Linked DNA regions of Homo sapiens: region 2 is linked to region 1. Evidence: read pairs that join two places in POLR2A ChIA-PET (ENCODE). Cell type or tissue: HCT116. All regions are shown on one strand. Region 1 has its middle 7.3 kb from the start of SPAG9. Region 2 overlaps MBTD1 (mbt domain containing 1).

Region 1 (4,000 bases):
AATGAGAGTATCATTAACTAAGAGTTGTTAAGGAAAAATAGGTCATCTTGTGGACTTTAGAGTAAAGTGTTTACTTTTGATTCCTACAGGGAAGGAAATTCCATTTCAAGAGATTCCTTGGCCTTGCAAAAATAGTGAGGACAGTCACGGGGGCAGCAGAGGGGAGCAGTTAATGAGAGCAGGAAGGGAGGAGTTTCTTCCTAAGCATAATAACTATAATCACTGGAAGGCTGAAATTACTAGTCCTGTTGTTTGTCCAGCCTTCTGGAACATATATAGTTATTTCTATGTGAATCAATTTCTCTAGTTTCACAAATGACATTTTCCCACCTGCAAGGAGAGAGTCACTGAAAAAGGAAGAGAAGATGGGGTTCCCCGGGCACAAGGCCCTCTGGTCATGGCAGTGTGAAATGATAAGTAATTCATCACTGGGTACAAACTAACATATGTTTGGTGAGGCAGTCTAGCTATGGAATTCCAGGCTCAGAATGAAAAGCACCAGGGTATTTTTCTGAGTCCTCAGTTTTTCCTTTGAAAGCCTTTTTTTTTTGAGACGGAGTCTCGCTCTGTCACCCAGGCTGGAGTGCAGTGGCGCAATCTCAGCTCACTGCAACCTCTGCCTTCCTGGTTCAAGCAATTCCCCTGCCTCAGCCTCCCGAGTAGCTGGGACTACAGGTGCACGCCACCACACCCAGCTAATTTTTTTTGTATTTTTACTAGAGATGGGGTTTCACCATGTTGGCCAGACTCATCACAAACTCCTGACCTCAGGCAATCTGCCCCCCTTGGCCTCTTAAAGTGTTGGGATTACAGGCGTGAGCCACTGCCCTCAGTTTTTTTTTTTTTTTTTTTTTTTTTTTTGAGACAGTCTCACTCTGTCACCCAGGCTGGAGTGCAGTGGCAAGATCTCAGCTCAGTGCAAGCTCCACCTCCCAGGTTCAGGCGATTCTCATGCCTTAGCCTCCTGAGTAGCTGGGATTACAGGTGCATGCCACCACACCCAGCTAATTTTTATATTTTTAGTAGACACAGGGTTCTGTCATGTTGGCCAGGCTGGTCTCGAACTCCAAGCCTCAAGTGATCCACTGGCCTCGGCCTCCCAAAGTGCTGGGATTACAGGCGTGATCCACCATGCCTGGCCAAAGCCTTTCTTTTTTTTTTTTTTTTTAAGAGACAGGGTCTCACTCTGTCACTGAAGCTGGAGCACAGTGGCACGATCGCTGCTCACTGCAGCCTTGACCTCCCAGGCTCAAGGGATCTTTCCACCTCAGCCTACTAACTACAAATACGCCACCACCCCGGCTAATTTATTTTTTTACTTTTTATCGAGACAAGGTCTGGCTCTGTTGCTCTGGCTGGTCTCAAACTCCTGGGCTCAAGTGATCCTCCCACCTCAGCCTCCCAAAGTGCTGGGATTACAGGAGTGAGCCACTATGTCTGTCCTTGAAAGCCTTTTTAATGTGCCAAAACAAGATGGGTAAATGTATCCAGGTTGAAGTTAGAAGGCCTCTAGACAATAACTATTCTGTTTTACTCCCTGTTCCCCAAGAGCTTTGGATTCACTGGAATTGCCTCTAAGAAGAGGCTGTACACATGGTTGAAGCAGGAATCCCAGTATTGAGGCTGTTTTTGATGGGGCCAAGGAATGTCGGTCATATTTGTGTGCAGGTCTATTTTCTCTCTCCACTTTTTCTGACTTGGGCTGAGTGGATGAAGAGGAGGCCCACCACCACCTCTCAGTATACTTTGTACACATAGAGTTGCATTCATCTGGGAATAAAAGACATATTTTCAAAACAGTAGGTTTGATACAGGACAGGCAAGCTCCCAAATTGGGGCTTAGCCAGGGAGGGTTGTTGGCTTCCTCCAGGAAAGAATTCAAGAGCAAGCTGGTGGTATTAAACAGCAACTTGTATTGAAGTGGCAGTGTATAGCAGCAGCAGAGGTACTGTTCCTAGCGAGCAGGGATACCCCATAGTCGGTGTGCCCAGAATAGCATCTCAGAGGCAGTTCTGCACTCATATTTTTACCCACTTATAATCACATGCAAAATAGGGGGCAGTTTATGCAGACATTTCTAGGAAAAGGGTTGTAACTTCTGGGTTGTTGGGTCATTGCCATGGAAATGGGTGGTAACTTCTGGGTGTTGCCATGGCAATGGTAAACTGACAGGGCACGCTGGTGGGTGTGTCTTATAGAAAACTGCTTCTGCCTTGGGGCTTTTTTAAGCTAGTCCTCAGTTTGGTCCAGTGTCCAACCTCTGCCTCTGGAGTCCAGTCCCTGCCTCCTACCTCAGGTTGCTTGGGTTTTTCCCTCCCAATTATACAAGAAATGCATACTCACTATAGAAAATTTGCTAAATATGAGCCAGGCACGGTGGCTCACGCCTGTAATCCCAGCACTTTGGGAGGCTGAGGCAGGCGGATCACGAAGTCAAGAACTCAAGACCATCCTGGCCAACATGGTGAAACCCTGTCTCTATTAGAAATACAAAAATTAGCTGGGGATGGTGGCGCACGCCCATAGTCCCAGCTACTCAGAAGGCTGAGGCAGGAGAATTGCTTGAATCTGGGAGGCAGAGGTTGCAGTGAGCCAAGATCGCACCACTGCATTCCAGCCTGGCGACAGAGCAAGACTCCGTCTCAAAAAAAAAAAAAAGAGAGAGAGAAGAAAATTTGCTAAATATGGCCAGGCGCGGTGGCTCACACCTGTAATCCCAGCATTTTGGGAGGCTGAGGCGGGAGGATCACGAGGTCAGGTCAAGACCAGCCTGTCCAACATGGTGAAACCCCGTCTCTACTAAAAATACAAAAATGAGCTGGGCATGGTGGCAGGCACCTGTAATCCCTGCTACTCGGGAGGCGGAGGCAGGGGAATTGCTTGAACCCGGGAGGCAGAGGTTGCAGTGAGCTGAAACCACGCCACTGCATTCCAGTCTGGGCAACAGAGCAAGACTCCATCTCAAAAAAAAAAAAAAAAGAAGAAGAAGAAAATTTGCTAAATATAGGCCGGCCGTGGTAGCTCATGCCTGTGATCCCAGCACTTTGGAAGGCCAAGGTGAGTGGATCATTTGAGGCCAGGAGTTCAAGACCAGCCTGACCAACATGGTGAAACCCAGTATCTACTAGAAGTACAAAAAAATAGCTGGGCATGGTGGCAGACACCTGTGATCTCAGCTACTCAGGAAGCTGAGGCAGGAGAATCACTTGAACCCAGGAGGCAGAGGTTGCGGTGAGCTAAGATCGTGCCACTGCACTCCAGCCTGGGTGACAGAGCGAGACTCTGCCTCAAAAAAAGAAAAAGTATGGGAGTGGAATATGGCTTCTGTTACTTGATCAAGGTGGATAAAGATTTATGGAGACTTTGGATTCATATAGTGACCTTTGCTCTCTGTCTTCTGGTCTCAAAACAATGTTCCTTGTTTTCTTGGTCTCTGAATATCCAACTGGCCTTGAGAGTTGTAGCTGTGAGCTACTAGAACTCAGAATCCATTCTTTTCGCATTGTTCCCTGTATAACTTGGCCACCTTTGACTCTAATGCTACCCAAGTCATCTCTGAAGTGTGGCTGTGATGGTAGCCTTCACTGCAACCCTTTCCTCAGAGCCACCTGCTGTCTACCACCCACCCTACCCCAGCATCCAGGCTAGGGTGGGGAAAGATAAACCTCTGAGCCTTCCATGGCCTGATCCCACAGCACAGCCAGTTTGATACGCTTGTTTTTTAGATTGGTATGGGGTGGTCTTCAGGGCAGCATCTTTCTGAACCCCAAATGAGAAGAGGGTAGGGCCCTCAGGATTACTTTCCATTATCCAGCCCATCTCCTACTCTCTGGGATGAAACCTGGACTTCCAAAAATGTGGGCACATATCTGACAGTTTTATTCTCTTCATTCCTGTTGTCTTTTTTTTTTGAGTTGGAGTTTTGCTCTGTTGCCAAGCTGGAGTGCAGTGGCACAATCTCAGCTCACTGCAACCTCTGCCTCCGCCTCCTGGGTTCAAG
Region 2 (4,000 bases), 99 kb after region 1:
CTCTTTCAATTTTATAAGCCCATGATCCTATGCACTTATACTTTCAGTTACAGAGGCATTTCTTATCTAATTACTAAATTTATATCCACATGAAGTTTCTCACTGGCCTTTTTTTGTTGTTGTTGTATTTGCTTTCCACCAGGAGGTAGGCAAAATAAAGAGTTAAACACCAACTCAGTGATCTTATCTCGAATTATAAACGTCAGCTCTTCAAACTGCCCCTTAATAATTCTAAGGAAGGGGAAATGACAGAAGAAACCAAATGAAAACACACCCTTAAACATAAAGCTGTAGAACAGGTGAAGGTTATAAATACTCACCCATGCCAGATTTACCATCTGGGTATGTGTAGACTTGCCCATTGTTTTTGATAATCGGGAGATTAGAAGGTAAAGGAGCGACTTCTTCCTCACTCTCTTCGGAGCTGGAGCTGCTGCTTGTGTCCTCACTGCAGCTATCATAACCGTCAAACATCCCGAAAGAATCTCTTCTTTTCCTTTCAGATCGTGAAGAATGTTCAGTCTTTGAAGTAAGAGAAACCAGTGACACATGACACAACACTCATACACACCCCCTAAAAGACCCTAGCACAAATTCTGGTAAATGAGATTTGATAAATGAAAACGCAGCCCTGAGAAATAACCATTTTCTTTCTTTTTTTTTTCTTTTTTTAAAAAATGCTTTGAGACAGAGTCTCGCTCTGTCACCCAGGCTGGAGTGCAGTGACAATCTTCGGTCACTGCAACCTCCACCTCCCGCACTCAGATGATCCTCCCACCTTGGCCTCCTGAGTAGCTGGGACTACAGGCAAGTGCCACCATCCCATAAACATTTTTGTGTTTTTTTTTTTGTAGAGATGGGGTTCTGCCATGTTGCCCAGGCTGGTCTTTAATTCCTCGTCTCAAGCAATCTGCCCACTCAAGCCTCCCAGAGTGCTCGGATTATGGATGTGAGCCACCTCCCTGCCTCAAGGGATGTCCTGCCTCTGCATCCCAAAGCACTGGGATGACAGGCGTGAGCCAGTGTGCCTCGCCCAGATTTCTTTTTTCTTTTTAATTATGGGATGGGCGTGGTGGCTCATGCCTATATTCCTAGCACTTTTTTTTTTTGAGACTCGGTCTCACTCTGTTGCCCAGGCTGGAGTGCAGTGGCACAATCTCGGCTCACTGCAACCTCTGCCTCCTGGGTTCAAGTGATTCTCCTGCCTCAGTCTCCTGAGTAGCTGTGATTACAGGTGCATGCCACCACACCCAGCTAATTTTCGTATTTTTAGTAGAGACAGGGTTTTGCCATGTTGGCCAGGCTGTTCTCAAACTCCTGAACTCAGGTGATCCGCCCACCTCGGCCTCCCAAAGTGCTGAGATTACAGGTGTGAGGCACCACACCCAGCCTAATCCTAGCACTTTGGGAGGCCGAGGTGGGATGATAGCTTGAGCCCAGGAGTTTGAGACCAGCCTGGGCAACATGGTGAGACTCCCACTCTACCAAAAAAAAACACAAAAAAACAAAACAAAACAAAAAAACCATATAAAAATAATTGTGGGCCAGGCATGGTGGCTCACTCCTATAATCCCAGCACTTTGGGAGGCCGAGGTGGTCAGAGGAGTTTGAGGAGTTGAGGAGTTTGAGACCAGCCTGGGCAACATGACGAAACCCTGACTCTACAAAAAATGCAAAAATTAGCTGAGTGTGGTGGCACGCATCTGTAGTCCCAGCTATGTGGGAGGATCACTAGAGCCTGGGAGGTGGAGGTTGCAGTGAGTTGAGATCATGCCACTGCACTCCAGCCTGTGTGACAGAGAGAGACCATGTCTCAAAAATAAAATAAAATAAAATAAAAATCGTGGTGAAATATACATAACAAACATGATTTTTAAATTTGCCTTTCATCTCTAAAACTAAACTTCTAGACCAATTTGGAGTATCCAGAAAATATGGATGCTTTTTTTCTTTCTTTTTTTGATGACAGAGTCTCGCTCTGTCACCCAGGCTGGAGTGCAGTGGTATGATCTCAGCTCACTGCAATCTCCATCTCCCAGGCTCATGTGATTCTTGTGCCTCAGTCTCTCGAGTAGCTGGGACTACAGGTGAGTGCCAACATGCCCAGCTAACTTTTGTACTTTTAGTAGAGATGGGGTTTTGCTATGTTGGTGAGGATGGTATTGAACTCCTGGCCTCAAGTGATCGCCTGCCTTGGCTTCCCAAAGTGCTGGGATTACAGGTGTGAGGCACCGCACCCAGCCAACACACAGACGTTTTTAAAAATTGCTTTGGGCTGGGCGCGGTGACTCACGCCTGTAATCCCAGTACTTCGGGAGGCCGAGGCAGGCGGATCACAAGGTCAGGAGATCGAGACCATCCTGGCTAACACGGTGAAACCCCGCCTCTACTAAAAATATAAAAAATTAGTTGGGTGTGGTGCCAGGTGCCTGTAGTCCCAGCTACTGGGGAGGATGAGGCAGGAGAATGGCATGAACCTGGGAGGCGGAGCTTGCAGTGAGCTGAGATTGAGCCACTGCATTCCAGCCTGGGTGACAGAGCGAGACTCTGTCTCCAAAAAAAAAAAAAAAAAAAAAAAAAATTGCTTTGCTGGCTGGGCATGGTGGCTCGCATCTGTAATCCTAGTACTTTGAGAAGTCAAGGCTGGTGGATTGCTTGAGCCCAGGAGTTCAAGACTAGCCTGGGCAATATGGCAAAACTCCATCTCTACAAAAAATACAAAAATTAGCCAAGTGTGGTGGCTTGCACCTGTGGTCCCAGCTACTTGGGAGGCTGAAGTAGGAGGATAGCTTGACCTCAGGAGGTCGAGGCTGCAGTGAGCCACGATCGTGCCCCTGCACTTCAGCTTGGGTGACTGAGTGAGACCCTGTCTCAAACTCAAAACCAAGAACCACTTTGCTTGATACTTTATCATGTTGGAAAAGAAAAAAAAAATCACTGCTAAAAGCTCTGAAGGGTCTAACAGAAAATTTTGCCTTTCAGCTGGGTGCAGTGGCTCACGCCTGTAATCCCAGTACTTTGGGAGGCTGAGGCGGGGAGATCACCTGAGGTCAGGAGTTTGAGACCAGCCTAGTCCACGTGGGGAAATCCCGTCTCTACTAAAAATATATACAAATTAGCCGAGCGTGGTGGTGCATGCCTGTAGTCCCAGCTACTTGGGAGGCTGAGGCACGAGAATCGCTTGAACCCAGGAGGCAGAGGTTGCAGTCAGCCAAGATTGCACCACTGCACTCCAGCCTGGGCGACAGAGCAAGATTCCGTCTCAAGAAAAAAAAAAAAAAAGAAAATTTTACCTTTTACAATTTTAAGATGGCAAATATTTCAGAAATTGTAGGAGATAATATTTCTACATATATATTTATTCAGTTTTTAAAAAAACATAAACAATGGTTTAAAACCCAACCCAATTTTCTCAAGCTAAACAGTATTTCCTCAGAAAACCAAATACCACATGTTCTCACTTATAAGTGGGAGCTAAATGATGAGAACACATGGACACATAGAGGAAACAGCAGACACTGGGGCCTATTGGAGGGTAGAGGGTGGGAGGAGGGAGAGGACCAGGAAAAATAACGAATGAGTACTAGGCTACTAGGCTTAGTATCTGGGTGATGAAATAATCTGTTCGACAAACCCCCATGACACACATTTACCCACGTAGCAAACCTGCACAAGTACCCATGAACTTAAAATAGAAGTATTAAAAAAATTTCCTTTTCAAAGAAAGATACAAAGAAGTTATATCATCTTTAGTGAATGCTGGTCTTATGTCTCCTCCAAGATGTTGCCTCATTCAAACCACGAAAAAAAAAAAAAAACAAGACAAAACTAATATTGCTACTCTAACCATTTCCAAAATAAATTGCATAACTACAGGCTTTGTGAGAAGTGAAAAGAAAATAGGAGACAATAAAAAGGACAAAAAAAAAAAAAAATTGGGAGGCTGGGCGCGGTGGGTCACGCCTGTAATTCCAGCACTTTGGGAGGCTGAGGTCAGGAG

Evidence for each region. ChIA-PET counts read pairs that join two places held together with the same protein. Peaks named below come from ENCODE experiments on the same cell type or tissue, not always from the same donor. Only the 100,000 strongest peaks of a DNase experiment are listed, where the experiment ranks them.
Region 2: POLR2A ChIA-PET joins it to region 1 with 5 read pairs; 4 of 35 experiments call an interaction of 5 or more read pairs at or near these places.

What each region holds. Positions count from the first base shown.
Region 1 is chr17:51,126,123-51,130,122 of GRCh38, forward strand. No RefSeq gene overlaps it. Among named protein-coding and RNA genes, the nearest start is that of SPAG9, 7.3 kb to the left of the region's middle. RefSeq lists a silencer at 1,972-2,195. In HCT116, no CTCF peak of the experiment used is centred here; a DNase peak (open chromatin) is centred at 2,159; H3K27ac peaks cover 246 bases.
Region 2 is chr17:51,224,688-51,228,687 of GRCh38, forward strand. MBTD1 (mbt domain containing 1) reads right to left here. Exons shown (of 17, transcript NM_017643.3): 3 at 321-522. The coding sequence starts at 474. Among named protein-coding and RNA genes, the nearest start is that of MBTD1, 33 kb to the right of the region's middle. In HCT116, no CTCF peak of the experiment used is centred here; DNase peaks (open chromatin) are centred at 2,284 and 2,478; H3K4me3 peaks cover 1,117 bases; H3K27ac peaks cover 938 bases.